Regions from separate parts of the Mus musculus genome. Here region 1 is linked to region 2. The links are chromatin contacts, found by Hi-C or POLR2A ChIA-PET in ENCODE. All regions are on one chromosome and are shown on one strand. The core of a region is the stretch at or near the end of the contact, and the rest is flanking DNA. Distances in the headings are between cores, read along the strand shown.

Region 1 (4,238 bases), core at 192-2,691, 110 kb before region 2:
AGATTCTGAGCCTGTAATTGAAGCTCTGCTCTTTTGGGAGCCAACACAATGAGAACAGACTGACGATCTCTCAGACAACAGCAGACCTGGGACATCATCTTAAGAAGCTGGCAACGTTTATACTGTGCTGGGGGTTGGGGACTGTCATTGAGGGATGGAGTTCCTTCCAACCATCCTGGCTTCACGAGACCCAGGAATTTGTCAGTCTTTTGTAAAGTCATGGCTCTTGCTTGGAAGACCTTCTAAGAAAGACACATCTAGGCAATTCTTAAGGACCCAGCTCCATGTACCAACTACTGTATTTGGCAAAGAGGCTAACTGTTTAGAACCACAAGTTCTTCCTAGAATGAAGGAATGAGGCAGGGCACATTGTAGGGCTGAGGAAAGCTCTCTCACATGACTGCACGTGCTGTCAAGGTTACAGATAATAGACTTGGTCACTGCAAACATCCTATAAGCTATGGAGGTGTCGAGGATTCACAGCAAAGCCTCTTCAGGAAGCAGGGGCCAAGGTCTTCCCAAGCTTCTGGCAGACTCTACTCGGATGATGCACTCTTGAGAATACCTTCACACGAACTATCGACACTTTAAAACAATGCACAGTGAGGCCCTTTCTGAGTACAACCACTCCTTGTACGTCATTAGCTTTGAATGCTTGGGTACCATCATGTGCTTAACATAACGGATCCATACCACTTTCTATTACTGATCTTCTCCTTCATCCAAAAGATCAACAACAGAAACAACCTATATATTTGTAGCTTATTTCGTGTTGCAAGTGGATTATACACTTACAAATCACCCTAAAATGATATCAATGAAACCCCTTTTCAAACAGCTAAACTGCTATTTTCTTCTGTATTTTACAATCAACTTGTGAATGTCCACATCATAACAGCCATACACAATCCTTCCTCTTTGTTAGCTACTTAGCTGAATTAGACACACACTTCCAACCTTCATCAATAATTTGTCCTTTTGTAATTCTTTTTCAGGTTCCAGGCTCTTTGGGAGTGATGAAGCGAACATTAAAACAAACGCTGGCGCCCCAAAGGCTAAGTGTTCACTCCCTCCCCTCAAAAGAAATGCATGCCCTAAACTGGTTTCACCTGACATCCATCCATGGGGGTGGATGACCAAACAAGCAGAGAGAGTAAGACGCTCTGAGCTCCAGCACGGACAGCTATGGTGCACTGGGCAGGGCTCTCGGCCACAGGAACAGAGCCGTGTAAACCCTGGGTTCCCACAGCCCAGCCTGCACTCTGCCAGCAGGCACAGGAGGCCAGTCTGCTGCAAAGTGGGACAGAGGGCGCCTGAAATAGGAACTATACTTGGGTTTCTTTCTTTTTCAGAAAGGATATACTGTAAACATGAACGGTAACTTCCCAGGCAGCAGGTGGACAGGCAGGGCACCGCGCGCATGCGCGGGGGCTTTGCCAGGTGCAGACAGTCACAGTTGCCCCAGCTTTGCTCCTCCTCTCAATTCTAATTAAGGAGGAGGTGCAGCCTTCTAGGCAGTGCTCCCGGAAGTTGCTGGCTGGAGCACAGTCGATCTTCTCAGGCTGGTTAGCTAACATTGATTTTCTGCCCCAGTGGAAGAGATTTTACTCTGATGCATGTCATTTAAATTCATTTTACACAGCTGCTTAATGTGGCTTGGCAAGGCGCAGCAAACCAGCTTTGTGGGTCTAAACAGCACTCCTGAGTTGGGAAAGGACAGAGCCTGTGGCTCAGCAGCTGATGGCACATGTTTTTCTGCTCCTCTAGACTCATGAACTGACCCTGAAGGAACCATGTTAAAGTGCAAGAGAGGAAAAGCCAGGTTCCCAGGAATGCGTCTGTCTGTCTCACTTCATAGTTCTTTTACTTGGAGGATCACGCTCTGAGGATTCTTTGTTGCTTCGCATGGAGGACCATGTTTACAGAATTAACGACTTTCCAGGACAAAATGACCCTCTGCTCTTGCTGTCTGCAACGTGATGGGAAAGAAGACTGTGAGAAAGCTCGGCGTCAGGCCAGCCAGGGCCGAGGGCAGAGCTGGGTTTACTGTTCACAGGGCTGGGGAATGGTCCACTGTCCCTTACTACCAAGAACGGGGAATTTGGCGTGGGAGGATCCAATGAACATATATACAAACAATATTGTTAATATTATTGTTTAGTAACCCACCTAGTAACACATGCAGTTTATTAACCATACAGTTTCACAGCAGGGTACAGCAGCACTTTTGCTGTCTGTAATACTGCACTGACACCAAGACTAAAACACCACTGTGTAGGCAGAAAACTCTTGATTATTTTGTTGGATTCCCCTAGTCAAACATTCCAGGCCTCATTGGCTCCAAGGCAGGCTCAGAGAACAGTGAGGTCTCTCCTCTGCCCTGGGCAGCCCAGGCAGCAAGCCCAACTGCTACCGTGTCCAGGCTCCTGGGCAGGGGCTTTCAGGGTGGCAGCCCAGTACAGGTTCCTCTACAGAACATCAACACCAGATGGGCTTAGAGCAGAGAGGACTTCCTTGCTTCTGTGCAGTTAACAGTTTCTACTTTTCTTCTCAGGCATGAAGGAGCAGTCAGGTGAAGGACAGACACAGTCAGGACCTGGATGGAGGTATGCAGGCTTCCATCCCACTGCCATGGGATGGATATACAACAGATAGGAAGATGACCCTGTGACGTGGGTCTGCTGAGAGCTCTTCCAATGACAGCTTCAACGTAAATGCCCAGGTCTCCCAACAGCAAGCCCTGGGCATGCTGCTACTGCCCAGTCCTGGTCAGGCTCATTACCACAGGAGCCTGGCAGTTGCAACAGTTGAGGTACTGGGAAGAAAACATGGGGTGTGTGCCAGCCTCAGCCTGGCTGGGGTAAGCAGTGACCTAACATATGGTGTCCTAAAGTAAACACAAGAACAGGTTCTGTGGATTTGTTCGGAAGCACAGGTCTGAGTCCCTGACCATGCACTACTCCACACACAGTTGAGAAGGTCCCAGACAGGGATAAAGGACACTGCATTGGACCATATGGCTACCTGGGGTGGAGCTCTGCAAAACTCAACAGAGGTGGAGGAAAGGGTCAAAGAGAGAAAAGTAAGATGCTCATATTTATTCTCAACCTATCAATTCAGTATAGTTTTAACTGGAGGTGAATGAAATCAACATAAGCAGCCGCACCTGAACGGAGGAGAATGTGAGGTTAAGGTGTGGATTGGTCTGCTGATTAAACACAGAGAACAAATGTATGGCTATGTATTAACCCGTGAATTTCTATTATAAACGGACTCAGGAAGCATGGCAAGACTTTCATCAGGTGGGGCCCAGCCTTGCTGGCTCAGGTCATTACCCACTCCGTGCCATCAGAGGCCTTGTCAGATGCAATCACATACTTCCTACTTAACAGAAGGGAAGTAACTTGCTGTTATGAATTGCAACAATGGGCAGTTCATTTCAGCCATTCACATGGGAGCAGCTGTGCCAGACTCCAGCAGACTGTCTATTCAAACATTCCCTGTGGCCAGGCGGGGCTGGCTGTGGGCTGGACACTCAGGGTCAGGAGATCTGAAGTGAATGTAAAGGGCTAAGACAGAACAAGGAGGGAGTGACGGATCTCCATGTAATTCCTCCAAGGAAACATGCCAGTGTTCAGAACAGAGAATGGGACTGGGGGCTCTGCATTCCTGGAGCATCCGCTTCAGAGGAACTCTACACACACACATGTTCACAGACATCCACAGATTCACAGACACCTAAACATGCATGTTCACAGACATCCACAGATTCACAGACATGTAAACACACACATGTTCACAGACATCCACAGATTCACAGACATGTAAACATGCATGTTCACAGACATCCACAGATTCACAGACATGTAAACACATGCATGTTCACAGACATCCACAGATTCACAGACATGTAAACACATGCATGTTCACAGACATCCACAGATTCACAGACATCCACAGATTCACAGACATGTAAACACACGCATGTTCACAGACATCCACAGATTCACAGACACCTAAACATGCATGTTCACAGACATCCACAGATTCACAGACATGTAAACATGCATGTTCACAGACATCCACAGATTCACAGACATGTAAACACATGCATGTTCACAGACATCCACAGATTCACAGACATCCACAGATTCACAGACATGTAAACACATGCATGTTCACAGACATCCACAGATATACACCTAAACACATGCAAATTCACAAATACTCACAGATAC
Region 2 (4,063 bases), core at 1,433-3,932:
AGGGCAAAAACCCCAAACTCCACAAAGGAGTAAGTACTGAGGAGGCCAGGTCAGGGGCATGACCTTCTAAACATGTACTCTCGAGTTCACTGACAGGCCTGCACAGACAGACATTTCATATGCAATGTGAGCTTGATGCCGTATTTACTTAAGAGGGGGAGGCACTCAACTATTAGTAATACAAAGCCACTATTTAAAAATGGGGGGAAAGTTCAAAATTGAAAATATAATCTGAGACAACTGCCTACACTTGAATGTAAAATCGGTCAAATTATGCATTTGCTTCCTAGCTCTTCCAAAATTTCAAGGAACCAGGGAAACAAAATAATTTCAAACTCACTATGATATCAGAGAGGCAGCTTTACAATATGCTATAAGAGAATATACACAGAAATTGCATTTAGAAATAGAAGTGATTAAAATATCCCAAACAGATATGTCTTCTTTGATTTAGTATTTAAAGTCTAGGATGCTCCATATAACGTTCATAGTTTGATACACCAATAATTTCTGGGCTGTTTCCATCAATGGGGTCAATGTAACAGTAAATACAGGTGGGATGAGAAAGGAAGCTGTTTTTATTAAATTTATGTTACAGGCACTGTTACAAATTGTATCCGTTTATAAGAATTTTTCTGCTTGCTTTTCCATTCCTCCTGAGATACAAGAAAATTAAGTCTTTCTACTAACTCAGTATTCACAAAGCCAAGGACTTAAATGCCTGTCAACCCACAACTTATTGACCCCATCAGTTTCATGACCATTATACAAGCTCAAACCCTAAAAAGAAGGGCTGGAGCCATGGCTACTTGGTAAAGAGGCGGCTGAACAAGCACAGGGGCCTGAGCTACAGGACACACCCATATTCAGATGCCAGGGAGATGGCTAGGCTTGTGCTCGAAGTATGGGGGGGGGGGCGGGGGGGGGGGCTTCAGAGACAAGAAAACCCCGGAGAAAACTGAGTTCATGCTTTGTGGGTCTCAAAAGCTAAGGTGCAAAGATACTGAAGAAGACACCAGTGTTTCCCATGTGCACCCACGATAGAAATGAAAACTATCCCCAACACACACACACACACACACACACACACCAACCTCTTCTAGTATGTTGGGTGTTACTGCATTCATGTAGTGAATGCAAGCCCAAACAGATCCACACGTGCATGATAAGCGATTTGCGTCTAGGTGGTTTTTTTTTAAGGATAAAGTGTAGTAGTATACCCCGGCATGCAATTCACCTCTCTTTACAAAATGTCCAAATCAACTGGATTTTATTTAGCTTAAACTTTGTCAAATGGCAGCAGTGAGCAGCAGTAATCAAGGTTAGCAATGTCCATACTATAACAATCTTTCCTAATAGAATATTAATTGTATACACATCATAAACATACTTGTGTTAAAATACCATGCACGTGCATAGTAAATATGAGGCATAAGCCCAAACAAAATGTATTCTGCAAAACACTTGTTGCTCAGAGTCTCTTTAATAACCTTTGTAACAAACTTTAAGTGTCAAATTTCCAAAATTAAGCTACTGGGTCAGGAAATATCCGTCATGTTAATGATTATCAATAATTCACTCTTCATAGTACCAACTGCATTGACTTTAAAAACCATTCAGGCTACAGATCACAGTGGAAATAATTTATCAACTAGAGGCTCTGGCTGATTAGTCCTCTAAGTCTGGTATATGTATGTCGACTAACTTCTTGTATGTGTCATGCAGGTTACTTGAAAGGTCTAAGGTTACACTGCTATACCATAGAAGGTGAGCAACAGAGAGCAGACAGTGGCCTTAGGTCTTCTAGACAGATTAGTCTTATTCTCCAGAAATGTCTTTCCCCCCAAATCCTCTTAGCATTTACTAACGTAGTAGAGGCTAGAAAGTTGTCTCAGTGGATAACAAACCCTGCTGCTTGTAGGTTCAACTCCCAGGTCATATGTAATCCCAGTTTCAAGAGATCTGATGATGCCCTCTTCTGGCCTCCATGGGTACCAGGAACAGCCGCTGTGCACAGACATGCAAGCAGGCAAAACACCCAGTAGCATAAAATAACTTTTTTTTTTTTTAATTTAAGAAGGTACAGACAGGAGATGAGACGCTACAAAAGCTTAGGCTTTTTCTGGGATTTAAAAATGCTATGAATTAGTTTTCCCATCAAGGAACCTTGCACTTGGTTCCAACTGGTACTGCACAAATGTAGTTAGGGTCTTTGCCTTTGGCCCTACCCTCCGCTCCAGCCACTCTTGCCCTCCATCTCGCCTGTCTTGGTGCACAGCTTAGGCCTAAGGCCCGCCCCCTGGCGCCCCACCCACTGCCTGCCCCACTGGCCCCACCCCATCACTCCACCCCACCCTACTTTCCAGCGGCCTTCTGGTCTCCCCATGGCCCAGCCTACGGGAGGGGGAAGGGGGGGTGTTGTTTGATCCTCCCAGACTCTGGGTTTTGGGAGTCTACAACTTTGTCTCTTTCTGCAAAGCAAGTTTCAACCGGCCCCGCTACAGTGGGGGAGGGCCCTTTCCTCAGGGGCGGACGGCTCCAGCAGGGATACAGGGCAGCCGCTCGGCCCTCGCCTCGGCACTCCTCTCCAGGGACAGGCAGAGGGCGCGGGAGGGTTTCGGAGAAACTGGGAGCACCGCCGGGAGCGCGGCTGCGTCAGCAGAAACTTTGGGAGTGAGCCCTCTGGGGTGGGGCCTGCACAGCCCCGACCGTGGCTCGATGGCCAGGCCTCCCACCGCGGTGCCTGCCGGGAGCTCCCCACCCGCGGCTGCGCAGTCGCTGCTTCCCCTCTTCCTCCCTGGAGGAGTGCCTAGTCACTCACTGGCCCGCGAGCTGTGGGACACACTGCGCTAGGAAAACAAAGAAACCCCACGCACACGTTTCCAGGATAGGGAACGTGAAAACAGACAGTGAGACTTAGGGTGCCCCGCAGGTTAGGCTTCTCAGGGCTGCCATTAGGCAGCCAGGCAAGCTGCAGGCCCAGGTATCCAACCCAAGGCCCTGCTGAGCGCTCCCTTATGCTTACCGGGTTGAATGGTCAAATTCTCTAAACAATCCCATTATGGTTATATATGTGTGTCACGTATAGCCACAAATCCCAAGTCATTACTTTTTGGAAGAAAATTAAGTAATCTGAGAGCTTAGCAAAAACAAAAGCACCAATTCACCATTACTATTTTTTGTCACAACCAAGTGCTATATATGAAACTTTTGGATAATGTTACAGATATTTAAAGAAATGAACACATGATTTTAAATGCTGTTACTGTTGTCATGTTGACGCAGCTCACCTAGGCTCTGCAATGTGGTACTTCTCATTCAGCCATATCTAGTCTGTATAGTACCAGCAGGGTCAAAGGCAAGCAGGCATGCTGACATACTATGAATTAAATCATTTGTACACTTGAAATGTTAGGATTTGTGTTACTAGAAAAGGTGATACTTAGTAAATTTACCTAAAATGGGCAATCATACAAATTGCTTTGGGCAAATTCTTCATCAGTGAATGTTCAAATTTTTCACCCCATTTGTTCTCCTACAGATGATTTTCACAGGAATATGCTTCAGTATTTTTCAACTTTATTTCAAATTTTTAAAATTTTGAGATTTTTTGATTAAAAGTTCACTTTTTTTTTCTGACATTATTTGCCCTCCTTCCAGCCCTCTAGCCTTTTCTTCCTTTTCAGTCCTCCAAATGGTACCAAGTTGTACTACCTGCACAGGCTATGAGGTTAAGGAATTTTCAGATGTTTCTGGGTTCAGTAAATTACTACCTTCCTTCATTTGTGGTTAGGACAGTAGTGAAATGAACGCAGGCTCCGTCGGGGTGCAAGGAACACATGGTCAGGTATTTTACAGTGCTACACATTGTGGTGCAGCCAAGAAGGCAGTCAACAGATAGGCAAACTCGGGTCTGCAGTCAGGCTGCAGAGGGAAACCAAACACAGAATCGTGGGTAGTGATGAATAGGCCTTTGGAGCTGGGCAAGGAAAGCACTCAGCATGCAGTGGGGATAGAACCTAGCAGAGCCCAGGCAAGAGGCAGCATGGAGGACCACGCCCCC

What was found. Hi-C counts contacts between places; a loop is a spot of excess contacts on that map. ChIA-PET counts read pairs that join two places held with the same protein, here RNA polymerase II (POLR2A).
Region 1: POLR2A ChIA-PET joins it to region 2 with 10 read pairs in embryonic stem cell. The contact joins two enhancer-like sites. A Hi-C loop is called at or near these places in 2 of 37 maps with a recorded cell type or tissue (gastrocnemius and heart). POLR2A ChIA-PET finds 5 or more read pairs at or near these places in 2 of 5 experiments (both embryonic stem cell).

The regions. Positions count from the first base shown.
Region 1 is chr17:5,293,055-5,297,292 of GRCm38, reverse strand. The region is part of intron 8 of Arid1b (AT rich interactive domain 1B (SWI-like)); the gene reads right to left. Among named protein-coding and RNA genes, the nearest start is that of Gm34854, 71 kb to the right of the region's middle. Within about 2 kb of position 1,441, at least 1 of the 3 ENCODE cell types and tissues checked has a DNase peak (open chromatin) inside an H3K27ac peak, as active enhancers do; it is gastrocnemius, where a contact is called at or near this core.
Region 2 is chr17:5,188,524-5,192,586 of GRCm38, reverse strand. The region is part of intron 4 of Arid1b (AT rich interactive domain 1B (SWI-like)); the gene reads right to left. Among named protein-coding and RNA genes, the nearest start is that of Gm34854, 34 kb to the left of the region's middle. Within about 2 kb of position 2,682, at least 2 of the 3 ENCODE cell types and tissues checked have a DNase peak (open chromatin) inside an H3K27ac peak, as active enhancers do; they include gastrocnemius, where a contact is called at or near this core.